Linked DNA regions of Mus musculus: regions 1 and 2 are each linked to region 3. A link is a loop called in an ENCODE intact Hi-C map of the cell type or tissue named here. Cell type or tissue: heart. All regions are shown on one strand. Links, peaks and the distances in the headings refer to the core of each region. The heading gives the core; the rest is flanking DNA. Region 1 has its middle 62 kb from the start of Arrdc4. Region 2 overlaps Gm34612 (a long non-coding RNA gene). Region 3 holds the start of Arrdc4 (arrestin domain containing 4).

Region 1 (10,532 bases), core at 3,100-8,099, 61 kb before region 3:
ATAATGACTGTATGGTCATTAAAGGAAAATGGGAAGACTTGATAACTAAGGAAGCAAGAGAGATGGGGCAGGAAGATAATTCAACATATTTTTAAAAAAAGAAAGAGTGACGGTGGCGAAATCCCTCAGTATATGGGCAACTGTGTTAGCTGCCAATGGGCTAAATATTGATTAAATGTAGCATCTTTGCTGAAAAAGGTGAGGACGAAACCGGACATTTGAGATGTGAAGGCAGAAGAGAGGTGAAGGTGGTGGGTGGGACCAAGGAGGAGTTAAGGTCACAGGCGAGAAGAAAGCAGCAGAGAATCGGCAAGAACAAATTCTGTTTGAAAACGCCACAACGAAAACTAATTCTGCGTGTGCTAATTAGACCATAAAATAAAACACAAAGCTGTACGCCCTATTATGTTTGATTTTAATGTCAACTGGCTACAAGTTAGTCTTCTGAGCCTGAGGAGGGAGTCTCAGCTGAAGAACCATGCTCACTGTTTGACTGACTTGGCAACGCCCACTCTGAATGTGAGTGGCGCCCTTTGGTAACAGCCCAGATTTTAATTAAAAGGGCGTGACAGAAAGAAGTTTATCTTGCATTTTGCTTGTTTGGCCTCCCCTCCTGCTGCTGCTGATTCCATCTCTGACAGCGGAACCAGCCAGCGTTTCCAAGTTTTCATTATGGACTATGGACCAGGAATCTTCCGGGGTTTCTGGCACCTGATTAGGAGTGCTGAAGTAGCCTGCCAGCTTTAGTGAGAGGAAGCCATTGTGCAACTGCCTCTAGCTGACTGTTGCAGCAGCAGTCTCAAGGAACAAGCAGTTACCAAGTTCTCAGCTTCTCAGTGTGATTTGCCTAGTGTTTCTATCTGTGTGGTCCCCAAATTCCCTTGCTTTCTGACCAGCAGTCTATTCGATAGTGTGGCTTTGTAGCCAAAATAGAATGTCCCAGTCTGGGAGATCTAACTGATGGGGATCCATTTCCTAACAGTTCTGGATGGTGGATGCTGGGAAGTCGATATTGGGGCCCTTTACAGTTTGGGTTCTGGTGTTGATGTTCCACCTGGCTTGTAGACTATGTCCTCTCATGGAGAAAAATTAAGCAAATCCTCATCTCTGTCTCTTCACCCAAAGATACTGAACTTTGTCACACTAGGGCTGCACCTTGTGACCTTATACAAACCTTTCTGTTGTGGTGGTTGTTGTCTTTAGATAGTGTCTCATTATGTAATCGTGGCTGGCACTTACTACATAGAGCAGATTGGCTTCAGATTCATAGAAATCTCCCTACCCCTGACTTTGCCTTCTGAGTTCTAGGATTAAAAGCATGTGTCACTACACTCTGCCAACACTGATACGATCTTTATTACTTATTTCTCATTGTGGTTTGGATGAGAAAAAATATCTCACGGCTTGGGCATTTGAACAATCAGACCCCCCAGTTGGTGGCACTCTATAGGAAGTTTAGCTTTAGCTGTGCTTGAGGAAGTATGTCACCTGGGGGCCTCACTGTGTTGGCGTTGACATTAAATAGTCTCTCTTACTTTATTTGCTTCCTTTGCTTTGTGGCCTCAGCTTCCTGTTCCAGCAGTCATGCCTGGGCTCTGCTGTCTTTCACAACACTGTCTCCACCGTCATGGACTCCAGTGCTCTGGGACTCTCAGACTAAGAAAATTAAACTAAGTGGGCTAAATTCCTTCTACAAGTTGCCTGGATCTTGATGTTTTAATTATAATGCAGGAAGATAGAGATGGACATAAGGGAACGTCATTCAGGTCCCAGTGACACCTTTTCTTCACTTCATCCTCTGATCCAGGTCTTTGAGAGCAGGCCAGGCCATCTGTAAACTCACACAGGTAGTTCTCCCCTTAAAAAAGCTGAGGGAGAAAAAGGAAGTTCCCTTATACTACCAAAGTGCAAAGTTTCACCTACTTTGGTTGGCTTAAGTCATAGTCATAGGAACACTTCACTCAAGCAGTCTGCAACTGTAGAGAAAGAAGAAATGGGGGTGCGGTTGTGTGAAGGACCAGGGAGCCTCCAGAGAAACAATTCATGATATATAAAGCAACAGAGTAAGTAGCTAGCCTGGCTGACTTGACAACACTTGATTCAGAGTGGACCAAGATGGTACTACAAGGTGGGCAATGCCTTTTGCAGAGAAAGAAGAGAGAGAAAGTAGAAGAGCCTCCCCAGCCCAGCCCCACCCCCCAATATCTGAGAACCCAGGTTGGCTTGTAGCACATGTGTCAAGAGGTAGAACAGATAAAATACAGGGTGGGAATCCTAATATGGATACAGTATTTCACAGAAGGGCTATTTGGGCAATAAGACAGACCATTAGGCAGTGTCAGCACTAAGCCAATCCCAACCATGAGTCTGGGATGACCCATGGATGAGGTCCCTTCTGCTGAGCTGTGGCTTGGTATCCCAGGAGATGGCTGGGAAGGAATAAGATGGTGTAGCCATAGAGTGTAGACTACAGAAAACTTATTACACAGCAGTAAGAGATAAGGTTAGCCAAAGGGACTGTTGCAGAGAAAAGTACTTTCACGGAATGAGAACAGGCAATGCAAAGGGGCCCTACCCACTTACATGTTGAAGCTTAGTGCTATTTTTTGTTGTTTTTTTTGTTTTTTGTTTTTCTTTTGCGACAGGGTTTCTCTGTATAGTTCTGACTGTCCTGGAACTCACTCTGTAGACCAGGCTGTCCTCGAACTCAGAAATTTGCCTGCCTCTGCCTCCCAAATGCTGAGATTAAAGGCATGTGCCACCACCGTCCGGCTGAGCATCTCTTTGTTTTTGAAAGGGTATGTGTATGTGGTAGGTGAGGGACTCTCGGCATATCAGAAAAAATCACAGTCAAGTGTATGGTTGCAATAGAAACCAGTAGGTTTCCTAGGAGGACCCCAACGGAAGTATCTCCCAGCTACAGTGGCCTTAGGGTCTTCCTACTTTAGGCAGGCCAGCACACGATCAGTATCTGGCTTACATAAGACCGAGCCAAACTAATGTAGCTCATAACCATTGCCTTCCGATACCTATTGCTCTCATCATCAGATGCTGATTTGCTTCCATAGGGATTGACTGCCTAAAGTATTCCTTAGCTTGTATCCCTCGGCCCCATTTGGTGCCCAGCACCCAGTAAACATTCATTACACATTCAGGGGACACAAAAGAAACAAAAAGTATTGCTTTCTTCTCAGAGCTCATCATGGCCCCCAAGTGAGTAAATAATTCATCTACTTGTTTTAATGAATATTAAAATGAACTCTTTAATGAATATTTATTTAGGAGATAGATAATATTTACACCTACACAGTGCCTTGCAGATATAAGACACTTAATAAATATCTCTTAAATTACTGAGAAAAATCCCAATACGGCCTAAAACAGTCTTCCTTCTGTGAGTGCATATGTAAACAATCTATCCTCTCCCTTACACACACACACACACACACACACACACACACACACACACACCATTTCAGAAGGATTTCTTTCAGTTAGGAGAACGCTGCAGGAAAAAAATCTGATTTTAAAGAAGCAAATTCTGCTACAGAAATGTAGTGCGTTCAGTGCCTGTCATGCATTGACTTTGTACCTAAGACAGGACCTGTCTATAAAGGGCATAGGTGGATGCCCTGTCTAACTGAAGCAACAGAAGAGTTGTTCTGAATGCCAGACTCCAGTGGGTCTGGACAAACTCTGTGCTAAGGAGAATGGCAGAGCATTCCTAGGTCCCTCTGAGTCCTAGAGAAAGAGGGTGACACTATGAGACCACAGCTATGTGGCAAGCTGAGGAGGAAGTCTGTATACACTGAAGATTCTTCTCAAATCCGAAGACTGGCTTCTGGCAAAGAATAAATTGTTTTATTTGCACTCAACATTGGCCTCATCAGCTGTCTACCCACAACATGGAGTGCTGACCGTGAAATTGTGTGATAAGAGGCCAGGGTAAGAGCCTGGTGAGAGAGTAATTCTAGGGAGTCTAGGAAAATAAAGCTGGCAGAAGAAAAGGTGGGTCCTGTGGCAGAGCTAAGAGGCTGAGAAGGAAAGATGCCAAGAAGAGGGGCACTTCTGAAGACACAGAAGTGTGAAGGGAGAACAAGGAGGGAAAGTGGTCCAGGCTGATGAGGGAGGGACAAGGCTAGATCTTAGATACTCTCTCCAAAAGGTGTAGACTGGAACTCGGTTGACACTGTGAGGTCATCAGGGGAAGGGGGGCAGAGCAAATGGGTGTTTGGAGAAATTGAGAGAATTAAAGAGTCAGAACTAAGAGAGGAGGAAGTCAAGTGTGACATTGGCTGGGCCACCCAGCTCAGACCCCATGAAGAGGAGCTCAGTGCTTCGACAGACTCAATTTCTGTATCTGAGAAATCAAAGGATTAGTCTGTCCAAATTCATCAGTAGCTGTCATTGTCGTGGGGCCATGGCAATGAGAAATTCCTTTAAAACTTGTAGACAGAGCAGGAGTGTTAGTTCTCTGGATGGGATACCTTCTTTAATTTCAAAAAATAAAAATAAAAAGAAGTCTTTTTAAAACTTTACTTCCCTCAGGTGTTCCCCTGATCCAACTACAGATCCCTGAAGATACCAGTCTCAGTCACTTTGAAGCTCTGATGTGTCCTCTGCCTCTAAGTCCGCCTGGCCTCTCAGGCAATTGTCACCATATGGCACAGCTGCTGAGGACTGTGGGGGTTCCAGTGTGTCAGACCAAGGGTTGCCACAGCCACTGATTTAGGACTGTATACATATCCCCATTAATATTTAAATGCATTACCAAAATGAAGGAGGGGTTAAATCTCTTCTTAGTAGCTGATGGCGACAGGGTATTAATTTTATGATTCACTTAGTTGTTGGAATCAGTCTTCCAAATGTTTGTTTTGGCTCTGGTAGCAAAAGTCCATGTCAGGACAATGGTGCCATGTCCCATCACGTTCTAGCCAAAGATGCCACCACCAGAAAACTGAACAACCTTTGGGACTCTTTCAACCCACATTGTGGCCAGTTTCCAAAGCTTAAGGATGGAAAAAAAATCTTGAAAATACAATAAGAATAAAATCAGTTTTTAATTGAATCGCTGCAATATACCAGTAAGGCTAGTTAAGCACATAATTAATTGTTGTAACTATAGCAACAGGATTAACTGGCACTATTAGGGTGGGCACCAGGGGTTCAATGAGAGACTCTTAAGAAGACAAGTGTTAGAGATTGCGGAAAATAATTCACTCCCCGCCAGTGGTTCTCCAGAGAGCCACATACTCTTTTGCAACCCAAAATAAATCCATTTAATAATATTTTCTTAGATTCATGCAGCTTTCCTTATCCCAGAGGGCCCTGGGGTGCTTTGTAAGCCATGAACATAAATATAGATCTGGAATAATGTATCAGGCCAGATTTTCCCAGTACTTAAACAACTCTCTGGCGGTTTGTTCTGCACCTCTGGAAGCTCCATTACCTTCAGGATACACACAATCAGTAATTTATTAAGTGGAGTCCCCACAGGCCCAAGGCCTGAAAACTCTGGCACGAAGAGAGGCGGTCCTGAGATGGGGCTCTTATTTATTTATGCTTTACCTCATTCCAAAAAGGATTAGAGCGACCTTACAAAATACACAGAGTATATCAGCAGGAAATAAACACAAGCAGGCAATCCAAGCCTGGGCACATTACAGAAAGGAAGAAATTTCTAAATATAGAGAAGCAGTTCCTCCCTACATTGTAAGAGGATGGAATTAAAGGGAGTGGCTTGAACTAATTAAAAATTTTCTCTGCAGTTCCTGGTCATCTAAGGGGTAAAACTAAGGACATGGTGTATGCATCTCTATGGTAATTGACCCCAGAGTATAAAAATCAAAGATGTAAAAATAGAAACATTTTTCTTTTACAAAAATGTGTAGGAAAATGTCTTTATGATGTTGGGGTGGACTAAGGTTTTCTTTGTATAAAGGTACAAATAGGACCCAAGATGAGAAATTGAAAAACCAATAAAGGTGTGAATATGAACAGAACAACAGAGCCCCTCTCTCCCCGGACCCCCATCCTGATGCTCTGTGTGTGTGTAAATCTCATAACAAAATCTCTTGCTTGGAATACTTAACAGATGATAATTTGAAAATGTTTTCAGGTGGACATAGTGACTGTCTTGTCACTGTAGCACCCTGAAGCAAGAAGACTGAGTTTCAAGCTGATCTGGGCTCCATTATGAGATCTGTCTGAAAATAAAACAAAACAAAACAAAACAAAACAAAACAAAACAAAACAAAACAAATGAAACAAAACAAAACAAAACAAAACAAATGAAACAAAGCAAAGCAAAACAAAACAAACAAAACAAAGCAAAGCAAAACACAAAGAGGGATGTACCTCAATGTTAGACAGCATGCCTAGCATATTCAGTGCCCTGAACTCAATCCTTAACATCAACAAAACAGCAATTGAGCTCTGTGTTCTTGGAGTCAGATATGGAGACAAATGTCCCTAATGCCAGCACTGGACTTGAACTCAGGAGTTCAAGGATAGCCAGAACTACATGCTAAGACACTATCAAAAACACTATCAAAAAGAAAAAAAAGGAGAAAGAAAAAGAAAGAAGTCATGAAAGGATAAATAGGAAATGATCACTTAGATCTCTGTACTCTTAAACAGTAAAGAAAACAGGGTGTAAGGAGTATACACACATAATGTATTTGCAATTTATTCCTATGTATAACAGACCATTCAATAATTGACAACATGATGTCAAATGATTTCACTGTAAAAAGGAACAAATAATATTAACAAATAAATCATAGAAGAAAATTCCTGAATTACTCAAAAGGGCATTAAGAGACCCTCCCTCCTCATCCTCAGGAAATAAAAATGCAAATAGAAACCGCCTCATCTTCAGGAAATAGGAACGCAAGTGACAGTGACTATTTCAGACATCAGGTGGGCAGAAACTAAAAACCCTAAAAGACAGTGAAGTTAGAGAAAACCAAAAATGCCCTTCAGGTGAGAGGAAACCTTGTATAACCTCTATGGATCTAAAACAGCTTGGTCACACTTCCTGAGAAAGATGGCTGAAGGACATCTCCATAGGCCCACTATTGGTCACTGTCATGGCCTTTGCTATGTTATTTGGTTGAGTTGAGCCTCTGATTTTGAAAATTAATATGTAATGATTACATGAAATACTTTCTGAACTGCTTTGAGTATACAGCCTTTAATAAGACTCCCAGACATGAACTTCCTGACTCTCCTTGAGCTATGTGATGATTTGAGGAATGTCCCCCACAGGCACATGTATTTGAACACTTCGACCCCAGCTGGTGGTTCTGTTTGGTGAGGATTAGAAGGTGCAGTTTTGCTAGAGGAAGTGTGTCCCTGGAGGAGGGTGCTATTTCCTGTTCTTTCTGGTTCATGCTTGCTGGTGTGGAAGGAATCTCTGGTGCTTGCTGCCGTGCTTCCCTGCTGTGATGTCTTCCTACCCCCTCTAGAGCTATAAGACCAGACAAACTGTTCCTTCTATAAGTTGCCTTAGTTATGGCGTTTTTAATCACAGCGATAGAAAAGTAGGTAATACAGAAGTTCATACCAGGTAGCATGTTGTTGCTATAAATGAAGTATGAAGGCCCTGTGAATGTTGAACTTTGGAGAAACGTGGAAGACTTAGGAAGTTTAGACAAGAAAAGTGATTGAATAATATAAGCCAAAAGGGCCATTCCATTAGGAACCTGGAATACAGTAGATCTGACAACAGTGTGGTTTGTGAAAGACCAGCTCAGGAAGTTTCAGCAGGGAATGATAATAGTGTCTGGGCTAGAGGCTATTCACGTGGTAGTTTGACAAAGAATATGCCTGCTTTCCTCTCATGCCCTGAAAACTTGCACAAGGCTGAAAGTAAAAGTAATGGGTTGATGTTTTGGGCAGAGGAAATGTCAAGATTGTTGAAGTAATGTTGAGTTTGTGGGGTGGTTATTATTGATAATACTTCTGCAGGTCTACAGTGAAAAAAGGCGAACGGAGCAGAAAGAAATAAGAAATGTACAATTTGTAGAGGAAAAGAACAGTAGGAACATTAATGTTGCAGCCACGTCTGTGGAGATAATTACAGATAAAGGACTCCTGATCTATACCGTAACAAACAAGAGGTGCCAATAAGAAAGACCTTGCCCAGATAAGCTTTCTACTACAGTGTTTTCTGCTCCTTGAAAGCAACTGGATAAAGGGGCTATTGCTAAATATGACTTAAGGAGGCTACTCTCCATCCTAAGCAAGCAGCTCAACTTGGCAGTGCCATCCATTTGCCGCTGACCTTAGAGACATGAAGTATAAAAGTGAAAGAGTCATGAATTCTTCCTCTGCAGTTTCAGGGAGCTGCTGGGACCTTGCAGTGAGTGGTAGGGGAGCCTCTAGGTGAAGACCCCCAAGAGAGGAAAAGGTTGTGAGAGGCTATTGCATGAAGATATGAAAGTAAAGCCTGTGTTACAGTGGAAGTCAGAAGACATTGGAAATGAGATAGACACCAAGGAGACCTGCAGGCATGGGATGGAACCAGACCAAAAGAGAGACGTGTGGTGTAAGCATCAAAGCTGAGGGTGCAGAACCATTTGGTCCCTTTGGAAGTAAAGATACTAGACATGAAGCTATAGGACTTGGTGTTTGTCTGCTGGTCTTTGGGCCAGTATCTTCTAACTGTATCCCAGTTCCTTCCTTTGAATGAGAAGTGTCATAGGTTCAGTGAGGATATTCGAATGATTAATCTCCAGTTGGTGACAGAGTTTGGAGAGGCTTAAGTGGTACCTAAGTACCTAGTAGCACCTACAGGAAGAAGTCCCTGGGCGTGGGCTCTGGCAATTCATAGACATACCCTATTAATTGTTTTCCATTTTGTCTTTGTGCTTGCACTTAACGATGTGATCCTGGTTTCCAGGACAACGGTTGGTCATTTGCTGCTGTGTCTTCTTGCGGTGATGGATTCTCACTCCCAGGAACGGCAAGCCAAAATAAACTCTTTACTCCTTAAGTTGCTTTCGGTCATGGCATCTCATGACAGCAGTATAAAGGCAACCGCTCTGGAAAGTGTTATACATTTGAGACTTGGAGGCTTGTTCTGATGGGCTCAGAGGAAGAAGAGAGTACAGGCCACAGAGCTCTTAATCCTTCACCCACACTTAGCTCAACAGCTCAAGATGTGAGAAAGATAAAATCAAGTCTCACATATATGGATATATATGCATATACATATCTCTTGTGGTTTTGTGTATATGTATATATAATATGTATGTGTATATATACATAAATGTATATACATTCATATGTATGTATGTGTGTATGTATGTATGTATGTATGTATGTATGTATGTATGAATATATGTATGTATGCACATTTGGATAGTGCCTAGAGGGACCAGTTGTATCAGGCATGGTGGCCAGATTCTGTAATTCACTTTCCACTGGGGATTCTAAGATTTCTGAGTTACACTGTTCAGTTCTTGGAGCTTCCTTCTAAGTGTCAAATATCCCTAACTATTAACACATTAACTATGTCCTGTGGACATTTCAGTTACTCAGCAATAAACTCAATGTATGTTGAACTTGAATACCATACACAGCACAGGTTAATATTTTTCTTTTTTTTTTCTTTCCTGAACTGAGCAAAAGAATGACTCAATCAGAATGGATTTGAATTTACGTACTGTTATATTGTGCTCTGAGGATTTTCCCAGCCAGAGAGAACAATGGAGACTTAGCTCATAAATGCTTATAATAGATGATCATTCTTTATACATACCAGTACAGGTTCCATAAAAATGGGTTGGGCTGATGTTGGCTTGATGTTGCAATCACCTTCTCTATGAAGCTTCTGTTTAGTACTTGGTGGTCAGAGGAAAGGAGCTGTATTTAAATAACTAGTGCATTCAACTCTAATCCTAGCTATTCCTCTCTGGTGCATATTCTGAGGGCAAGAAACTATTGATATATATTCTTGATCTACTTTGGAAAGGATATGAATGTCTTTTTAAAATAATTTTTAAAAATAAAAATATTTCCTTAAATAAAAGAGTGTAGTGATGTCTCACATTACTGTATGTCAAATTTTACTTCCTATTACACAAAAAATATACTTGGGGAACTAAGGTCAAGATTTTTTTCTATTTAATTGTAAGTGTTCATATGAAGACTCAGCACTAAGTGTGGTAGTGTGTGTGTATGTGTGTGTGTGTGTGTGTGTGTGTGTAGTCATGCATATGAAACAACACAGTCATAGAAATCAGAACACAAATTGTGAGAGTCAGTTCTCCTGTGCCACCTTCTGGGATACAGGGATCAATCTCAGATTCTTGGGCCTACGTATATCTGTACCCACTGATCAATGTTCCCAGCTCTCTTTCGTCTTTCTTAGCAAGGGATCACCTTTTTTTCTTTTTTAAAGAATGTTTTTCTTTGAGATGTCTGTAGAGCAAGTCCTGGAGACACAGACCTGTCATCCCAGGCACTTAGGAGACTGAGTCAGGAGAATCCTGAATTCAAGGCCTGCCTGGGTTATGCAGAGTGCT
Region 2 (10,532 bases), core at 3,564-8,563, 75 kb after region 3:
AGACAAAGTTTGGAGCTGAGATGAAAGGATGGACCATCTAGAAACTGCCATATCTGGGGATCCATCCCATAATCAGCTTCCAAACGCTGACACCATTGCATACACTAGCAAGATTTTGCTGAAAGGACCCAGATATAGCTGTCTCTTGTGAGACTATGCTGGGGCCTAGCAAACACAGAAGTGGATGCTCACAGTCAGCTATTGGTTGGATCACAGGGCCCCCAATGGAGGAGCTAGAGAAAGTAACCAAGGAGCTAAAGGGATCTGCAACCCTATAGGTGGAACAACAATATGAACTAACCAGTAACCCCCAGAGCACGTGTCTCTAGCTGCATATATATCAGAAGATGGCCTAGTCAGCCATCAGTGGAAAAAGAGGCCCATTGGTTGTGCAAACTTTATATGCCTCAGTACAGGGGAATGCCAGGGCCAAGAAGTGGGAGTGGGAGGGTGGGGGAGTAGGTGGGGGAGAGTGTGGGGGACTTTTGGGACAGCATTGGAAATGTAAATGAAATAAATACCTAATAAATAAAAGAATATACAAACCATCACATCTGCTTAGTATTTGAAGGGATTGATTGGACGCCTGTCTCCCTTAAGATATTATAAATTCTATTCAGCTAGCTTTCCATTTTTATATCCTGTGCCATTTTGTCTAGGGATTGAATTTGTCCATGGAAAAATCTAGCTTAGGAAACAGGGAATTCATTTCTGTTGCACACAGCGCAAGAAATCTGGATGGAGGGATGGCCGATGTCATTTATTTAGAGGCTCATCAATGCAGAGGCTAAATCTTTAAATTTCTCTAGGGCACCTGCTCTGCTAGCCTTTATCTCTGGAGGGCAGCCCAGCTACAGTAGGGTTCTGAATGGTTCAGCCCACTTCACTTATGGAGATCAGAACTGAGTTATGCTGCATTGATCCAAGTATAGCAAACATGAGGTTTGTGTTTTTATCTTTCCAGACTCAAGTAGAAAATGGCAAAAGAAAGATGACTGAGATGGCTTTCGAATGCACCAACATCCTGTGCTGCCGACATGCCAAGTGCTCTGTGTAAGAATTTCTAGCTCAGCCCAGCTCGGGTACGATAACCTTGGGTACCAGAGGAACACACTCTAAGAGAAATTTCCACAAGAGTGAGCTGCGACCATCAGTTCGGTGACTAGGTGACTACTTTCCAAGGAAGAGTTTCACAACCTTCAGAGTTCTCTTACCTTTTGTGTTAGTTCCTCAGGGGGGATGGGCTCAGTCAAAGGGAAATGAGGAAGCATCAGGAGTAAGGTGAGGAACTGAGAGGAAGGAAGATGAGTGCTTTATGCCAGAAAGTTCTAGAACCCTGTGCTGACGGTCAAGAATATGTTCCTGTGTGCCCACTCTTTCACAGATATTCATGCTGAGGTTGTTAACCTATGGACCACAATGAGCAGAAGGTACTCAAGACTGGCCATGCATGTGTGTATGTTTGTATGTATGTATGTATGTATGTATGTATTTCATTTTCTTCTCAAACTAAGTTATCTATTCCTAGGAGGAACTCATTACAGTACCATTAAACAAAAATAACCCTCTGCCTTGGTACTTAGTAAGGGAGACTTGCACTGCTCATCTCTGTTTTCCTGATAGGACAGAATGTCAAGGGACCTTCCTTCTAACTGAGGGATCTCCAGAAGGAAGGTCTCTCTCTCTCTCTCTCTCTCTCTCTCTCTCTCTCATTCTCTCTCTCTCTCTCTCACCTCTTTGTCTCTATCACTGTCTCTCTTCTCTCTGTCTCTGACTCTGTCTCTGTCGGTGTCTGTCTGTTTCTCTTATCTCTTTGTCTCTATCACTGTCTCTCTTCTGTCTCTGACTCTGTCTCTGTCGGTGTCTGTCTGTCTGTCTGTCTGTCTGTCTTTGTGTGTGTGTGTGTGTGTGTGTGTGTGAGTGTGTGCACATTGCACATTTTCTCTGTGATTTCCATTGGGTCTAAACAGTGGATCGTGACTTACATGAAAATTCTGAGATAGACAGATACTATCCCACTTCTCTAAGAGAATTTCCTTACTTGAAGGGCAGGTTTTCATCACTATATTTGTTAGAAAAGAGACAAAGAATTGAATTGTGGGTGATATTCACAAAGGCTAGCGTCCCTTGGTAATGATGGAAGGAAGGACACAGGACAGACGGTAGGTAGCTCCTGGCGATGAATCTGTCTAGGCCCATAGTCTGTCACTGCCAGGTACACCAGGGGACAGGCTTCTTCTTCATGATGTTTAAATTAGGTGTAGTTTGCCCCTAAACTTCCCATCGGCAGTAAGTGCCATGATATAGACACATTCAAGCAGACCACAAATGTACATTTATAATTTGCAAGTCTCCTGAGGGAAACATATTATTGTTTTCAGGGCTTCTTTCCTTCAGCTTTACAGTGGCCTGACCTCCCCTCTTTGATTGCCTGAACCCCTTCACAAGTTCTGCCTCTGTCTCTGAGACAGGATCTAGCTATGTAGCTCTGATTAGCCTCAAACTCACTATCTTGTCTTTTTTTTGTACCTTTTATGCCCCAACCTCCACAGTGCTTGGGTTACAGGCATACACGACCACACTTGACTTATTCTATATTACATCTTTAAACACTTCTGCCTATCTATCAATTAATTTAATATGGTGGGGAAGGGGGTGCCAAAGTGTGCACTTGGAGGTCAGAGACAGCTTTAGGTTCTCTTCTCCCACCATGTGGGAACTAGGGATTGAACTCCACACTTGACCTCTGGGCTGCTCCTTCACCTACCGAAGCACCTTACAGGTCCTGTGCTAAGCATCAGACAGGACTGTCAACACATCTTGCGGTTGGGAAGCAGCCTAATGCTCCTCCTGTTCCTACTGCTGTTGGTTCAAGCATTCTTTCACATTGTAAAATAAAAACATCCTGAAAAAGCATGCAAAATGGAGAAAAGCGACTGAGAGCCAGATCTGCAGAGGCTGTGTATGGCAACGTTGACCAGAGGAGGAAGCTGGGAACAAACTGAACGATCCTCATTCCAGAAGCAGGGAGGGAGGGCTGCTGGAAACCTACAAGGAAAGTCGCTATGGCAGGAAGATATTAATGTAGTGATGGAGAACTCTTCTAACATTCTCTCTGTCTCCATGTCTTTCTCTATGTGTCTGTCTCTGTGTCTGTCTCTGTGTCTGTCTGTCTATCTGTCTGTCTGTCTGTCTGTCTGTCTCTCTCTCTCTCTCTTTCCCTGTCTGTATGTGTGCATGCATGCTTAGATGGTGTATGCACATGTACAGAGGCCAGAGGAGGACCACAGGACCCCACTCTATCATTCCCTTCTTTACTTCCTTGAGATAGTGTGTCTCCCTGAACCTGAAGCTAGACTGCTTCTCAACAAGCCCTGGAGATCCTCCTGTCTCTGCCACCCACAGTGCTGGTGTTAGTGCACCCATGCAACCACCCTGGCTTTTCCCACGGCTTGGGTATTAGAACTCAGGTCATTATGTTGCCCACCAAGGTCTCTTACCTGATCAGCCATCTTATTAGGTCTTCAATTTGTGTGTGTGTGTGTGTGTGTGTGTGTGTGTGTGTGAGAGAGAGAGAGAGAGAGAGAGAGAGAGAGAGAGAGAGAGAGAGAGAGATTGCAGCAAGACTTCCTCTGCCAGCATCCCCTGGCCCCAGCCTTCCAGGAGAACTGCTTGAAGTGCTTTTGTAGGCATAATGAGGGGTTTTTGTTTGTTTCTCTTGATTTTTGTTTTGTTTTTTGTTTTTGTTTTGTTTGAACATAGATGGCCCTCTGTATCCATGGGTTTAGCCAAAGAAACTTAGGATTAAAAATCAAAACCAAAAAACCAAAACAAAACATTCCCCCAAAAACCAAAAATCAAAAAACCTACTGGTACTAAGCAGGTACAAGCCATGGTATCATCACTAGTCCTCGATCCAGGCACAATAACAACTACTTACACAGGAGCATCACCTTGTATTTGACATTATAACCAAACTGAGGCTGACTGAAAGTGTTCAGGGGGATTGTGCTGGTTCTGTGCTAGCATGGCACCATTTTAAATAAGAGGCTGTAACATCTGCTGATTTGGGGATATGCTTGAACCCTTCTGGACTCCAAGCGGCACCTGCATGTATCAAAGATCACCGTGGGCAATATTTTGTAGGCATCTAAGATGAGTGGGTACTGTTCTCATGTGCTTGGTATGAATCAGCCCCTTCTTATAAGTTCTCCACTGTTACTAAGTTACAGATGAGGAAACTGAGGCACACAAAGAGAAGCTAAGGACACGGCTGGCAGTCACACAGCTAGCTACAAAGCCCTGGAGCTGGGATTCAAGGCCAAAGAGTCTGGCTCCAGAACCACAGTATTAAGCCCTGCAATGCTCTCCCCAGGCCCCACCAGACTGTTGACACCAGAAAGCTGTCATACTGTGCAATTGAATCTTCACATCTGATACAATGGAGCTCACATATACCTAGTTTTCTCAACCTTGCTTTTTAATTTTTTAACCTTCCTTCCTTCCTTCCTTCCTTCCTCCCTCCCTCCCTCCCTCCCTCCCTCCCTCCCTCCCTCTCTCTCTCTCTCTCTTTCTTTCTTTTTTTTTTTTTTTTTTTTTTTTTTTTTCTGAGACAGGGTTTCTCTGTATAGCCCTGGCTGTCCTGGAACTCACTCTGTAGACCAGGCTGGCCTCGAACTCAGAAATCCGCCTGCCTCTGCCTCCCGAGTGCTGGGGTTACGGGCATGCACCGCCACTGCCCAGCTTTTTATGTTTCTTTCTTTTGGTGCTAAGGATTGATTCCAGGTTCTCATCAGTGCTTGACAAGATTGTTCCAGGAAACATTATCATCGTCACTGAAGTTGTTTTTTCCTCTGTCTATAGCCACGGCTGGCCTGGGAACCCAATATGTAGACCAGGCTGACCCTTGAACTCACAGAAATCTACCAGCCTCTGCCTCCAGAGAGCTGGGATTAAATTCTTCACTAGGCTGCCTGGCACAAAACTATTCTTTTAACAAATTACATGGTTATTTTTGTGGTGGTTGTTGTGTTTTTGTTTTTGTTTTTGGTCATAGGAATGTAACTCATTCATAAATCTCACAGTGACTACTGATTTCTCCATTCTTATTATTCCGTTTGTGTTTTCTGCCTCTTCTGAGGTCAGTTTTGCATTTGGCATGTTTCCTAGAAAGTGCCTAATTTCCTCATCCACTCCCCATTTCTCCTTTTTAAAATTCTGCTCTTGATTTTATTATCTATCTGAAACACAGGTTTATTTTGCTGTTTACCTCAGGTCCAGGAGCTGGCTGTTCATGCTGTCCATTGCTCCTCATTTGTGTAGCCTTTTAAAGTTATAAATCTCAGTTATGTCTTCCTAGAAAGTCTGCCTGATCAAACAAAAACAGAAGCAAACCGCACAGGAATTGCAGAAAAGTTAATTTAAATTCTTTTCGGTGGTTCCCCTTTCAGCATACTGTGCATCCATACACAGGCCTGTGTTTCCTGTTTGGTGTTTATATTAAACCTTAATTTTTTTAAATGAAAATAGTTTATAGTCTACCTTTTCTACCTGTAGCTCCATCATAACTTAATTCTACTTGTAGATTTAAATAAATTTCACCTTCACTCTTAAAGCTTAGTGTCAGGTATAGATGAGACCCTCGCTTGTACTCCGTGTACTTTTTTCTTTATTGAGAGAATTCCCAGGCAGAGGGTGTGTGTTGGTCATTTTCAAGCCTTTAGGCTCACCCTCCTGTTTGTTGCCTTGCTTCTGGCGCGAACGTGTTAGACTGCCCTCTTGTGGCCAGTACTGTAACTGCATATGCGCAGCCTGTTGGCTGGCACAGTTCGACCTGCACTTAGTATTCAGTTGGATGCTTCTTTGTAACATGGTCCTTTCTCTTTATACTGATGTTGCTTATTTGTGTGCAGAGGTCTCCATACACTAAACCTCAGAAGAGCTTCTAAGCTGACATTGCTCTTTGAGAAGTATGCATTTCAGACTGGACAAGGGCTGGGATTGTTTTCCTGTCAGGTCTCTGTCATGTGCTTGTTTATTCAATATTCACCTGTTGCTGCTTTCCACCTACACAGGAAACTGGAAAATTTCTCAGCAAATTAATTCTCATTGGGTGCTAACCTCTCATGTGATGTGTCAGCCTTGTGGAGACAGAACTATTCTAAATGTATTCATAAGGGACAGCTGGGCCCAGGCTAGCATAGTCACACACCCACAGGCACGGATACAAAGCTTGTCTAACATAAGAAATAAGATGGTCCTGATCCGAGGGATCCAAGACACAGCATGAGCCAACCTAAGCTGATTTCCTTGTCCTGACTCTGGTTCTGGCAAGCTCTGCCACTTATCTCCAGAACCTTGCTCCCTCTTGGGTCAGGCTACCATGGGCCTCACCTGGATTCCAGCTAGGTTCCACAGGCCTTGCGGAATCTTGCTGCTTTGTCTTCCTGTCTGCAGCTGGAGAGGCGGTTCTAAGTCGTTTCCTTAAAGCCAGCTGCAGTGTCTATGACTGTTACGATGAAGTCCAGTTGCACGAACAGAGCTTGTGATGACGTCTTCTCTTTGGCCCTTGGGCTCTTCTTTGCTTTGGAGAGCATGGACCACATACCGTACCTCAGTGCTGTCTTGAGGTGCTGTCCAGCAATCAGGAGCATGACATTGGACTCAACTTGTCCAGAGAAATGTTCTCACATGGTCCTTGCTTCCTGGGTGTGTGATTTCTGTAATTCCCCCTTTCCTTTACGTTGCATTAGCCTCCAGAGGTATTGCTTTAAGTTTGCAAGTCATATTATAAGATAAAACTTTGACAGAGCTGGCGTGGCAATCCTTTGAGTGCAGGAGAGGAGCAGAGTGTCTCTGACTTCCTGTTCTGAGGCCTTTGTCCTTGCCTCTTGTGGTGGTCTGAATGAAAATGCCCATCATAAATTCATAGGGTGTGGCATTGTTAGAGGTGTGGCCTTGTGGGAGTAGGTGTGGCCCTTTTGGAGGAAGTGTTTCACTGCGGGTGGGCTTGAAGTTTCAACAGCTTAAGCCAGGCCTAATGGCTTACTCTCTCTCTCCCTGTTGCTTGCCAATACCAGATGTGGAACTCTCTGCTCCTTCTCCAGTACCATGTCTGCTTACAAGCCACCATGCTTCCCACCATGACTGAAAATGGACAAAACCTCTGATCCTGTAAACCAGTCCCAATTAAATGTTTTCCTTTGTAAAAGATGCCATGGTCATGGTGTCTCTTGACAGCCATAGAAACTCCAATGAAGACCTCTGTCATCCTCCGTGTTCCTTCATAATCCAAGAAAATTGCTAAAATTCTCGAATTACATCCTCTTTCCAGACAAGAAACTGGAATGATAGAAGGACCAAATGAACTTTCTTGATAGGTTGCATGTAGTTTTTTTCAGTACCACATTTACTCCAGGAAGTGGGCTGTTACCAGCCACCTCCAAGCTTCCCTTGAATATGTGGATAAAACACACACACACACACACACACACACACACACACACACACGTTTGCTCCTTTACCATTTGCCTTCTTGGCACAGTTGCTGGGCACTACTATCTCCCGCTAGGAAAAGCGTGCACGTTTCAATTTCTTAACTCAGTCTCTCCACCTGCCCTAAATGTCACTGGCCAATCCCATCCGGCCCCAGCCAAACATCCATCACCACCCACCTGTAGTAGTGGCTACTAGCCCCAGTTCCACTTGAGACCTCACATGGCTGCTGTATTCTTCTTGCTTCAAAGCATGGCAAAAACATCCCTTTCTTTCCTCATGCCCCTCTGCCTGCCTCCAGGGACCCAGAAGTCCCGACTCTACCTTTCACCCAGCAATTTGCCCACAGCTTTCTTTACTGACAAATCAAGAACCAATTTGTGATCAGGACCTTAGCATCAGCACCCCCTCTTACACTTATACGATAGAATTCTCACGGTCAACCCCCAAAATGTCAGTATCTGCCTCCTTAGCTACAGCTCAGTGATGGGGAGATGCTCAGCTACAACCTACGCTGAGAAATAAGTTTACCTAGCTGCAATACCTCCTCAGCTTAAACAGTCCTGCTGGGGTTGTAGCTCAGTTGCTAAGAGTGCTAGCCTTGCATGCAGGAAGTCAGTCCAGGCATTGGAGCCCAGGATTGAGCAAACAAGCTGTGGTTATGCGTGCCCATTATCCCAGTACTTAGGCAGAGGATCCGAAGCCTAAGTAATCTTCAGCCACATGGTGAGCTCAGCACCAGTCTGGTGTACACGTGACCCTGTCTCAGAACCAAACACAACATTTACATGCTTACTGTCATCTATTATGTTTTAATGTCGTCAAGAGTGACGCACATAGGGGCTGGAGAGCTGGCTCAGTGGTTAAGAGCGCCGACTGCTCTTCCATAGGTCCCGAGTTCAAATCCCAGCAACCGCATGGTGGCTCACAATCATCTGTAATGAAATCTGATGCCCTCTTCTGGAGTGTCTGAAGACAGCTACAGTGTACTTACATATAATAAATAAATACATCTTAAAAAAAAAAAAGTGACGGACGTAAACGTTTTGCGTCGAAGCCCAAAAGGAAACCAACTGAAGTAGGATGTGTCTGGGGAGGGAGTTCAGTGTATGCTGAAAGTTCTCACTGTAGCGTCTTGAGCTCTACATAGCTGATTTCAGTGGAAGCTGATGGGAGAGTTGCCCCACACCAATAAAGGAGCAGGCGTTCTGCACAGAGAGCTTGAAGGAAACCTAGAAGGGGAAGCACGGTCTTGCATTCACAGACACCCTTGCTATCCATGAGCATGGCAGGCTGAGGGAGGGATGACTAGGCTGGCTTCTGAATACTCTTGGCTTCTTGTTTTTTCCGTTTAATCTGAAAGCAGGGAAGGACTCCAGTTGTAGAGCATTGCCCTTGCTGTTCAAAGTCCTCTCTTTGATCCCCATCACTAGGGAAAAGACTCTAGAGATTTAGACTTTTAAAAATGTCCTATTATTCTGTGATCATCCAGAGGCTTGGAGCCAGTCAGAGCAGAGTGGAGGCAGATGCTCAGAGCAGAGCCGAGAGCTCACACCTCTAACAGCAAGCAAGAAACAGAGCATGCAGTAGGCATGGCGTGTGGGTTTTGAAACCTCAAAGACTGTCCTCTGTGACACACTTCCTTCAAAATGCCACACACCCAATCCTTCCCAAACTGGGGACCAACTACTCAAACACATGAGCCTATGGGAGCTGTTCTCATTTAAATCACCACGCATGGTAACTCCATTTAAGTTCCTTTTGTATATGTGCATAGTCTAAGAAGCCTCTATCATTGGACATGGGGAGGGTTTGGAAGGACTTGGGTGAGGAGAATAGGATCAAAATATATTGTATGAAAAATTTAAAAATAATGAAAAGGTAATAAAGTTTTATTAGTTTCTCTATTTATTTCTTTATGGTCTGTGTGCATATGTGAGCACACTGCGTGCATGCCTCTCTCTCTCTCTCTCTCTCTCTCTCTCTCTCTCTCTCCCTCTCTTTCTGTGTGTGTGTGTGTGTATGTCTGAAAGATGAGATGTGCTTATGTTGTCCTTCCAAGTGCTGAGATTCCAAGTGTGGGCCACCATGGCTAGGATGATAACTGTAAACTGTGGAGGCCCCGGACATGTTCTTTATAAAGAATAGTTTATAAATAATTAATCAAATCCAGAAAGCATGGGGTATGAATGCACTGGTATCTGGAAGAGCTGCCACCCTTTCTCATAGTTTGATGAAAAGTGATGCAAGTCTTGCTGCTCTAGGGCACATGACCGAGGCACATTCTTTGGAGAGTCTGCAAGGACTGCAAGAAAAGGGCAAATGGGGGTCAGGAGGTGAGGGTGGGGTGGGGGAAGGGAACTGGGCTTCTTAATTGTGCTCTACTCCTCAGCTGGAATGGGAAGCCCTTATAAGTCAGATGTCTGTTTTCATGGAGATTTTCAGCTTTAGCTGTGGAACAGAGGCATATGGAACCTTGTTCTTGATAGCAACTCAGTTCTCCCAAAGGAAAATCTTGGTGCGCACTGTTAGTGTCAGCAATGATGTCGACAGAATGAAAATAGGTATTCCCTGGGGGGGTGGGGTGGATAGGTGGTTTTATAGCTGATATAAGGAAATGGACCTACATCCTCTATCTGAACCCACTCTAGATCTTGTTTTAGGGTCTACTGTTTCTCCAAATTGCTTTGACTGCCACTTATCTGATCAGACAGGCATCTTGTTTTATGCATCTCCTGTACATAATGTTGGGCCACCTCCACTTAAGTAGAGCTATTCCAGATGTGTGTGTTCTCGTATGTGCAAGTACACACATGTGTGTGCTTCTGCATGTGTAGACCAGGGGACCACTTTGAGTGTCATCCCTCACCTGCTATCTGCCTCTTCTACATTTTAATTTTCAACAGTCCTTCTTGCTAGCCTCAACATTAGCAAGTAGACTAGGCTGGCTGGCCAGAGAACTCCAGGGATCTGCCACTCTCTAATTCCCAAGTGCTTGGATTATAAGCCTCAACACTCGGATTTGCTATTTTTAAAAG
Region 3 (10,532 bases), core at 1,823-6,822:
TTTAGAATGCCACAGTCCTGAGAATATGGCCGTGCTGGTAAAGTAACCCCTCTCTTCTTTGCATTATTGTTATTAAGGCTCATTAATGCATTTCAAGCCTGTGTAACTTTTTGGCAAAAGCAGCCCTGAACAGCAGGGATATAATCAATAGCATTAATACACACAATTTGTAATTTGCCCAACCTAGAATCATATCTTTATAGGGAACGCCTATGGGTTGCATTGTGCTTCCTGAACTGGCGGACAGTGACTAAATGCAGGCATCATTATTGAAAGGAGGGAAGGGCAGAGCTTACCAATAAGGGCGGTGTGTTGACATCCACGTGACTGACAACCTGGAGCTCTCGTCTGACGCTCTGATCTGGAACTTGGGGTCGTTCCAAAACAGCCCTCACACAGTACTGAATACTGCCATACTTCCCAGTAAACGATGTTGCCAAAGGTCTGAAATAAACCAAAGATATTGCTCTATGAGCTTATTTTCAGCTATTCAGAGCCAGGAAAAGCACCCGTTAAAATGTGGGCTAAGGAGGAAAAGAACAATAAGCACAGGGAGGGTCCCACAGATTGGCACACACACTTCAGTGTTGGGGAACACCGGGTGCTCAAATAATGGATGTAAGGCAGGGGGAGGAAATGGAAAACATAGCATCACTTACTCAGACGGAAGCTGAAAGCGAAAGGGAAACTCGTGTTTTCCTGGTTGTAACAAGGTGACACCTTCACCTGAAAAAGACCATACTGCATTTTAACGAAGGCCAGCAGTAAATCACGAGTTCTCACAATCTAAGCCATTTTTAAAAGGTGGTTTTCCTGCCAATACACTCTAAGTACATTAAGCAGACTGAGAGAATTAAATTAGAATTTGTCTTTTACCAAGAAACAACACACACACACACACACACACACACACACACACACACCCCTTTTATCTACAAAATGACCAATTATACAATTATCATAAAGTATTATCTAGGGCCAAAAGTTCGTGTGCGTGTGTAAAATGTACATATGATATATATATATATTGTATTGTAATATATAATATATAAATAAATACAGTATATGTGCATATACAGACACATGTATACACACATACATTAATTTTACTAACATGAGATATCAACATTAAATTGTACCTACAACAAATTGACAAGTTACATGTCTTTAGTTACACTACAATATTCATTCTATGTATTCTTTGAACAGAGGTAGAAAACTTGTTAACAGTGTTAGTAATAGTTATAAACAAAACAGCCAAAGTAGCAAGGGCCAGCTCTTCACCCGTTAGCTCTACTGAGAGTGATGGGGTTTCCCTTCTCCTGTTCCTGATAGCATCCTTCAACTTCATGCACGGATTTGTTACTGAACAATGGCCAAAGTCCAGGAATGGATGGCGTAAGACCAGAAGCACCAGCAGAAGCTATGATGAATCTCCATAGTCAATCTGTTTAATGTGGATTCAGAGTGGAGCCCGTGGCTGCCACTCTGGTCAGTGGCTCCCTATGGCATGTGACAGACTTTCCCTTCAAGATCATAAAAGCTATACATTATGGGTGGAGGTAATCCGATGAGAAAAGATGGCAGACAACTTGATCCGGAATTTGTCTTGCTACCTGAATTTGTTTCTACTTTATGTGGTCAAAACCATTAACAAGATGGGTTTCTTTGGTTGACTTATCAACAACGCAGTATTTCAGTCCTGTGCCTTTAGAGAATAAGAATGCATCACTGACTCAACGAGTCTCCTAAACCTTTCTCTCTACTTTTCACATTAAGGAGAAACAAGGAACTCGGGTCCACTTTGTAAAGAAAGACATCACAGGCTGGTGACCTGAAGGCAACGTGAACAATAACTAGTCAGAAGAACACAGGTTCAGATTACATGGTGTGATGCAGTGTGCATCCCAGAGGCTCCCTACGTGCAGGAGTGGACGGCCACACAAGCCTCAGGAGGGTCTCAGCAGAGCTAGAGGCCTGGAGTCAAGGGACACTTCTGTACCTTATCGCTTCCAAGGGGCTCATTAGGCCCGCAGAGCTGAGATAGAGTGTGATCGCCATGTGACACATGACAAAGTGCACACAAATGTTTAGCAGTGTGGATTTACTGGACTTAAATGGCAAGCTCGGGTGATAATGAGGATGAATACTTCGGTCCTCAAAAGAACAATTGGAGGAAAGGGGAATGGATATCTGCATCAAGTAAAGACTACAGAGTCCTGAAGTCCTGAGACTTCATGGTGGGCCTGGGAGCTGAGGACCAGAATACAGATGAGCGGGTAGAGTTTGGATGAAGGGAACGGGCATGTAGAGTTGCTAGCATACTAAAAAGTGATCAAGAGAGATGAAGAGCCCCTCAAGAAGCAAGCCAACCCAGGCCTTACAGGACTTCAAATGAGAAAACCAATTTGAGGAAACGGACAAACGCTGTAATACCGAGTAAAAAGGTTTCTTTCTCTTTTTAATTTTTATGTTTAATTAGAAACATTCAGAAGATGTAAGGTGTGGCCATTTCTGCTTCTGTTTTATGGCTCTCACTGTTTCCACCTGTCCACTGAGGGCTACAATGTTAAAGGAAGCTGCTTTATCCACCAAAGCCCTTCCAACCAGAGCTTTTCATGAAACCTTTTCATGAGCCCTGGGATCTAGAAACATTGTAGAGGGGACGAGAGGGGCTGTGTAAGGTCACACTCTGGTGGGTGCCTATGAACTGAAGCTAATTCTCTGCTTTGGTCCCTGGGACTTTCTTATATCCTTGGCTATGAGCCTAGCCTTTAATGGCTGAGCCATCTCTTCGGCCGAGGTGTCTAGGTCTTTCTATCACGATCTTTTTTCATAAGGACTTGAAGTGGTTCAGGCACAATGATAGTAAGTGGCTCAATAAGAATAATAATTTTAAAGAATATTCTGGGAAGATTTTTAAAACATAGATCCAACAGTTTAAAATAGATCCTAGGGGTCAACAGTTATTTAAAAAAAAAAAAGATCACCCTAGGTCATTGAATGATAACTAGTTTATGAAGTTAATGACCCTGAGAATCTGTGTCAAGTTGCTAAGTTCTTCCAAGTTGTAAGTATGTGGGGGAAATGTTCCCCCACTCCTTAAATAAAAGCTGACTTTAAGCAAACTATAACCATTGCTAACACATTCTAGGAAAACTGGCAGCTGTCTAGATGTAGCTGTTTCATTAGAACAAAGCAACAAGATCTTACTTGTGAGTCAAAACCTATTTGTTAGCCCAGATGTTACCAAAGCAGCGTTCAGTTCTCATCCTTACAGGCGCAGGGGCCGAATCTTAAACAGAAACCTGGTTACCTCTCGCTGCCACGGCCTTCCCTCCAGTCAGCCACCTTTAACATCCTTGTTGGTTATTAATCACTGGGAGAAAAGACTCCTGGAATCCACAGTGAGGAAAGGACATTAAAGCAGGTAGAGCTCTCACCTGCCACACCCCATTATCCAAAATACAGCTCTCGTTAGGCACATATTTGAGGATTTATCTGGACACCATTGTACTTCTCCACAGGAGGATACGATGCACTAGGTAGTAAGCTTAAGGCATTTGATAGGTCCAAGATGATGAGGCAGACAGATAGAAGTTTACAATAGTTTCCACTGAGAGAAGACTGACTCACGGTTACTAGCATTTTCATGATGAAATGCAATCACATGAACCCAACATACATATGCATGGGCACTTCTGGAAAAGTCAGAAATGGCCCAGATGGCAGGCATTGTCTGCAAAGGCCTTTCTGAATGGGGAGAGGTAAGAGGAAGGGGAGCTACAGCAATGGATGGCTCTTAGTGAGATTCATGTTCCCCAGTGAGGAGACACTTCTCTCGAACTACCCAAGTACCACTTCCCTTTTCCCAAGATTTAGTTTTCTGTAAATCATCATGAACCCGGGAGTGTCTAGGGCCAGGACAGGCAGGAGCAGCAGGCCATCAAACTCTGGGCACCACATAACAGAATGTCACCAATTCCACCTTCCATGCCTCCAGGTGAGGAAGGACCTAGAACCCAGACAGTCAGATGGCGGGTTTCCATGGCAACGATTCTGTAATAGGTTACTAGAAGATCGCAGGAAGCTAAGTTCAAAGGTACACACCAACACAAAAGGGTCTGGCCTCCTCCTAGAAGCCAGGTAGGGGCACAGGCTTGGCCTCCTGCCCTTCCCCCGTGACAGCAGATGACTCCCCTTCCAGAAGCTTCCCTCAGTGCCACCCAGCACCCAGGGACGCGCCCCTTCCCGCCCCCCTCCCTGGGGATCTCCAAGCTCACCAGCTGGGGCCTCCAGCAGACTCAACCGCAGGTTCAAGTATTCCACTTCTGAGGAGGCTGCGGGAGAGCCCCCACCGATGCAGACCCTGGCCCCAGCGCTCGGGCCCCAGGCAGAGGTGGCACGGCCCTGGGCCTCCAGGCGCAGTCCGCGCAGGGCCACCGGCTCTGCCGCCTCCAGCAGCACGTGCCCGGCCACTGTCTCGCCGCTTGAGTAGCAGCCCTTGCTCTCATCTTCGAACACTAGCCCCAAGCTCTTGACACGGCCCCGAGGACCATCGGCTCCCGCCTCGCCTCCCATTCCGCCAGGCGATGCGGCTCTGCCACCAAGATCCGCAGTGGCCCCAGGTCGGGGTAGCCGGCTCCGCGACGCTGCTGTCACGGGCGCCGGCCGCACACCCAGGGCCACTACGGCCACAGCGCCCAGCCGGGTGAAACACCCGCACTGGGGCCCTGTCTCTTTAACACACCCCACTGGGACTGGAAAGGGGCTGACACGGCCCGCCTACAGAGCACTGCCATTGGCCAGTCGCGAAACCTGCTTCTTTCCCATTGGCTGTACATGGCCACTTAGTCATTTCATTGGCGCCCCCACACCAGGCTGAGCAGGACGGTGGTGCGTGATCAGGAGGGCTTCACCAATCGGGAGACACCATAGTGCACGTGCACAGGACCTTTATTGGTGGGAGCAAGGCACAGTCCTGGGCCACAGACCAATAGTGAGGCAGTGCGCCCATGTGGACAGAGGATGGGAAACAATATCTGTTAGGGAGGGGGCGGTTCCCGGCTCACCGGCGCATTGGTGTCAGCGTTGCTATGGTTATAGTGGGGGCGGGCTTTCCAGCTCAGAGAGGCTAGAGTAGTTTGTACTAGAACATGAACTTGTGGCTGCAGCAGGCCCAGTTTAAGATTACTTCTGCAGAGTGCCCAGCAAAAGGTTTCTTGGAAAATGGAACTCAGGAGTCTCGCTTTATGCTGGCTGCCTTGGAACTTTAAAGCAGATATCAGAATCTGCTAACTTTCATGATTCTGAGCCACACCTCTTTGGGTCTCAGACAGAATTCCTGTACTAGCTGAGAGCCAATGTCTTGGAAGAATGCTGTGATTCTTAGTGCTTTTGTCCTGAGAAGTTCTGTTCCTGGTTGCTGAAGTCCAGCCAGACTCCGTCTCTGGTTCTTCTGCCTCTAAATAAGGTCGTGGTTTTAAAACAGCACCTGCCACTTATTGGTGCTGATGCAAACAGAAGGACTCCATTATTGACTGAATAATACTCTATTTGGTCGTTATATACATGCATAAGTTGTAAAGTGTGCAAATATTATGTCTGGAAAAAAAGATCGATACTTGACACACAAGTGCCCCACCCAAAAGGATTTCGTAACCCCGGGATCATAGTCCTAGAACATGCCCAGCTGTCTCCGTGACTTGTTCCCCAAACCCACAGCTCTTCTTGCTGGTTTCTTTTTAATTCACACCGTTCTAGATAGCCTTTTGGTATCTAGAATATTTAAATATGTGTAATTATTTGTCTATCAATTTGTAATCCTTTATTTCCCCTCGTTAAAATTCTAAGTGCGTAAGCTGTTATCAAGGTTTGATAATTGAAAATTGAAACTGAAGGATATTTTCTTTCCAAGGCTCTGAAAGTATAGGTTGTTTTACTGCACTCTTTTGAGTTTAGATGATCAACACGGGCATTTTTATTGTTATCTATCTATTTATTCATTTGTATAATATTTCTATTCTTGAAGAAGTCCATGCATGCATGCAGTATATTTGCTCATATTCTACCCCCATTCCTCCCCTAACTCCTTCCAAACGCATACTTACCTCCATATTCTAACTTCACGTCCTCTTTTCAAAATTGTTGATTTAATTTAAAGTGTGGTTTGCTGTCATAGAGCTCACTGGTGCTCTATCTGTGCTGCTCATACATTTGAGCAGAGGCCATCCACTGCAGCATGGTTGACCTGCCAGGAGTCACACCCTCAAAGAACACTGTAACTTTAGTAAGGCTTTAGGGTGTCCAAAGATTCTTTAACACTTCTCAAAGAAAGTAAAAAGAGCCATAAATCCAGCCCTGGGGGTCCCGAAATACTACCCTTGGGTTCCTGATCACAGTGTCTATAATGGTCCCTGCTTCCTTTCCTTCACAGCACAGCTTGATCTTAAACATGTACTTGCACGGTGTTTATTGCCCCCACTGAGGACAAAGACTTTGCTCTCATGCATTGTTTTTTAACCTTTTGTATCTAACACAGAAGCAAGCAATACTCAATCAATGTGTGTTAACAAACACTGAATGATGGATCACAACCACCGGTTTTGAGACAGATGAATAGTGCTGGACCTCTTACTGATCTTCCACTGGCTCCAGGGAGAGATGTTCTCCTCAAAATTAAGTGTCTAGGAAAGAGGTGAAAGTTCACTGACATGCACAGACTGGCACCAGGACAGAACTGTAGACATGGCATCCCATGCTACCAGAGACCAAGATTTTGGTTTTTTGCTTGTTTGTTTTTTGCTTGTTTGTTTTACTAGGTTTGGAGATCCAACCTAAGATTTTTTGCAAAGCAGGCAAGCTCTCTCTCTCACTAAGCCACATCTCCAACCTTTAGGTTTTAGAGACAGGGTTTACACTAAGTAAATATGGGTAGTTCAGGTGTCCAGACCCCCTCTCTCTCCTAAGTGCTAGCATTTATAAGCACGAGTCATTGTGCCAGCAATGATTGTGCCAGTAATGATTTTAGACTATAGGCACCTGGATGTGTGAGCAAGAGCAGTTTAGCAAATGTAGTTCTTGGGGCTGGTGAGATGACTCAGCAGGTAAAGGCACTTGCCATAAAGCTGGACCATCTGGACTTTGAGGCCCAGGACCTACAGGTGAGAGGGAAAGAACTACTCCTGCGAGCTGTCCTCTGTCCTCCACATGCATAGCATGGCATGAACATGTTCATACATAGACACACACTCTTGCTCTCTCTCTCTCTCACACACATGCATATGTATACACACATATAAAACGTTATGTCAAGTTTAGTGTAATGTATACACACACACATAACACAGAAATACACACATAAAACTTTATGATGTGTGTTTGCATGTGTATGTGCTTATGTGTGTATGTCACTTATATTTCTGTTTAGAAGTGTCAGGACTAATCATTTGCTCTTTTATTGATAAGATTATATTGTTTTGGTGTTCTGCTGTTTGAATTATTTTTTCATTAATTAATTCACTTTCCATCCTGATCATAGGACCACTCCATCCTCTCCTCCATGCCCTACTCTTACAAATTCTTTCCACTATTACCCCCTCCCCTTCTCCTCTTTGGGCCCACCCTACATTGGGACATCAAGTTACAGCAGGACCCTCCTCTCCCACTAAGGCCCAACTGGTCAATCTGGCTAGGGGACAGGGATCAAATATCAGGCAACAGGGTCAGAGACCCCTGCTCCAATAGTTAGAGGACCCACATGAAGACCAAGCTGCACATCTACATCAATGTATAGGGAGTCTAAATCCAGTCCCTGCATGCTCTTTGGTTGGTGGCTCAGTCTCTGTGAATCCCCATGGCCCTGGGTTAGTTGATTCTGTAGGTCTTCTTGTGGTGTTCTTAATCCTTCTTGCTTGTCACTTCTATCTTCCACTCTTCCACAAGACTCCCCTAGCTCTGCCTGATATTTGGTTGTAGGTCTCTGCATCTGTTTCCATAAGCTGCTGGATGAAGCCTCTCAGGAGACAGTTATACAAGGCACCTGTCTGAAAGCATAGCAGAGTAACATTAATGGTGTCAGGGGCTGGCTTTCTCACATGGGATGGTCTCAAGTTGGGTCAGGTATTGGCTGGCTGTTCCCTCAATCTGTGCTCCATCTTTATCCTTGCATATCTTGTAATCAGGACAAATTTTAGTTAGAAGGTTTTGTGGGTGCTTTGATGCCCTTCTCCTTTCACTGGAAGTCCTGCCTGGCCACAGGAGGTGGACACTTCAGTCTTCATATCCTCTGCTGGTAGGAATCTCAGTTATGATCACCACCATTGATTCCTGGTGGTCCTCCTCATCCCATGTCTCCAGCTACTTTGAAAGATGCCCCCACTGATTTCCATTCACACCCCCAGTCCTCTCCAGTCATCACCTCTGCCCACACCTGATCCCCAACCCTGTTCCCTCCTTACCCCCTCTCCCACTCAGTTCCTTTCCTCTGTCCATCTCTGATGTCTATTTTATGCCCACCTTTGAGTAAGAGTCGCACATCATTCCTTTCCTTAGGCCCTCCTTATTTCTTAGTTTCTTTGGGTCTTGGATTGCAGCATGGTTATTTTGTACTTGATGGCTAATGCCAACTTATAAGTTAGTACCTGCCGTGTATGTCTTTATGAGTTTGTGTTACCTCACTGTATTAGTCAGGGTTCTCTAGAGTCACAGAACTTATGGATAGTCTCTAGATAATAAAGGAATTTATTGATGACTTACAGTCGGCAGCCCAATTCCCAACAATTGTTCAGTCGCAGCTGTGAATGGAAGTCCAAGGATCTAGCAGTTACTCAGTCTCACGCAGCAAGCAGGCGAAGGAGCAAGAGCTCGAGCTAGACTCCCTTCTTCCAATGTCCTTATATTGTCTCCAGCAAAAGGTGTAGCCCAGATTAAAGGTGTGTTCCACCACACCTTTAATCCCAGATGAAAGGCATAGCCCAGATTAAAGGTGTGTTCCTTAACTCGGAGATTCAATCTTCTGGAATCCATAGCCACTATGGCTCAAGATCTTCAAACCAAGATCCAGATAAGGATCTCCAAGCCTCCAGATAAGGGTCACTGGTGAGCCTTCCAATTCCGGATTGTAGTTCATTCCAAATATTGTCAAGTTGACAACCAGGAATAGCCACTACACTCACACAGGATGACATTCCATCCATTTGCCTACAAATTTCATGATGCCTTTGTTTTTCATAGCTGAGTAGTATTCCATTGTGTAGGTGTACCACATTTTCTATATCCATTCTTCAGTTGAAGGGTGTCTATGTTGTTTCCAGTTTCTGGTTATGAATAAAGCTTCTATGAATGGAGTCAAGCAAATGTCCGTGTGGTATAGTGGGACATCCTTTGGGTATATGCTCAGGAACATATAGCTGAATCTTGTGTGTGTGTATTCCCAATTTTCTGAGAAACCGCCAGATTGATTTCCAGAGTGGTTGAACTTGTTTGTACTCCCTCCAGCAATGGAAGAGTGTTCCCGTTGTTTCTCATCCTTGCCAGCATGTGCTGTCACTCGAGTTTTTGATCTTAGCTATTCTGACTGTAGTAAGATAGAATCTCAGAGTGATTTGGATTTAATGCAGCCTAGCTCACAAAGACCGCTGTGTAGAAGGTTTTTATTAGCATGCAATGCCCATGCTAATCATTTTTTTTTGAGTGGTCAGAATTCTTTTTAGAAAGGTGTTGCTCAGCTCTGTATCTTGAAGTGTTTCTGATTCATGCATGTTTTCTTCTAGTAGCATCAAAGTTTCAGGTTTGTATTGAAATCTTTGATCTGTTTTGTGTTAAATGTCTCTTCCTCTTCTAGGATAGTGTTTTGTTCAAAATTGTTCCTCCGTGTTTTAGTACTTTATATCAGTCTTTCACCTCCTTGATTGGCTTCCATCCTATCTATTTCACTGTCTTTTAAAGGCTCCTGTGGGTGTTTTTCCTGATTTCTCTCACAGAATGTTCATTATTGGAACATAGAAAAGCTGTTGATTTTTGTGTGCAGATTGCCCTGTTTATTCTCTGAAAACTTATCAAATTCAAGTGTTTCCTGCTTGTCTTTAGTCTGTCAAGTGTGGGTTCATATCACCTGAAAAGAAAGCTTTGACTCATCTTTCCCCAAGTTGTATCCCCTTTCTCATGCTTTATTGCTCTGGCTAAGACTGCAAACTCTGTATTAAATGATAATGTAGATAGTAGACATACCACTATCTCTCTTTGTCCTAGACGAAATGCTTTGAGTTTCCCGTATAATGCGGGTTGTTGTTTTTCCATATGCCACACGTATATAAAACTAGGGGTAAATGTTAGGCATCTTCCTCTATTCATTTCCACCTCATATTTTGAGGCAGGGCTTCTCATTGAACCTGGAGCTTTCCAGTTCAACAAGACTGGCTGGCCAACAAGCTCCAGGAATGTCCTTGTCTCTCTCTTTGGTGCTAGGATCATAGGGATGTACCTTCATGCTCAGGTTTTCTAACTGCTGGCTATACACTTGTGTTCATTAT

What was found. A loop is a pair of places that touch in the nucleus more often than their neighbours do. Peaks named below come from ENCODE experiments on the same cell type or tissue, not always from the same donor. Only the 100,000 strongest peaks of a DNase experiment are listed, where the experiment ranks them.
Region 1: a loop joins it to region 3, with 2.0 times the contacts of the local background. A loop is called at or near these places in 2 of 42 quality-filtered maps.
Region 2: a loop joins it to region 3, with 3 times the contacts of the local background. A loop is called at or near these places in 9 of 42 quality-filtered maps.

What each region holds. Positions count from the first base shown.
Region 1 is chr7:68,681,902-68,692,433 of GRCm38, forward strand. No RefSeq gene overlaps it. Among named protein-coding and RNA genes, the nearest start is that of Arrdc4, 62 kb to the right of the region's middle. In heart, for the core only: no CTCF peak of the experiment used is centred there; no DNase peak of the experiment used is centred there.
Region 2 is chr7:68,817,642-68,828,173 of GRCm38, forward strand. It overlaps Gm34612 (a long non-coding RNA gene), which reads left to right. Exons shown (of 3, transcript XR_391570.1): 3 at 965-1,053. Among named protein-coding and RNA genes, the nearest start is that of Gm34612, 31 kb to the left of the region's middle. In heart, for the core only: a CTCF peak has its summit at 5,785 (motif pointing left); no DNase peak of the experiment used is centred there; H3K27me3 peaks cover 595 bases.
Region 3 is chr7:68,744,486-68,755,017 of GRCm38, forward strand. Arrdc4 (arrestin domain containing 4) reads right to left here and starts at 4,753. Exons shown (of 8, transcript NM_001042592.2): 1 at 4,284-4,753; 2 at 660-726; 3 at 297-444. The coding sequence starts at 4,581. In heart, for the core only: no CTCF peak of the experiment used is centred there; DNase peaks (open chromatin) are centred at 4,156 and 4,916; H3K4me3 peaks cover 2,336 bases; H3K27ac peaks cover 1,708 bases.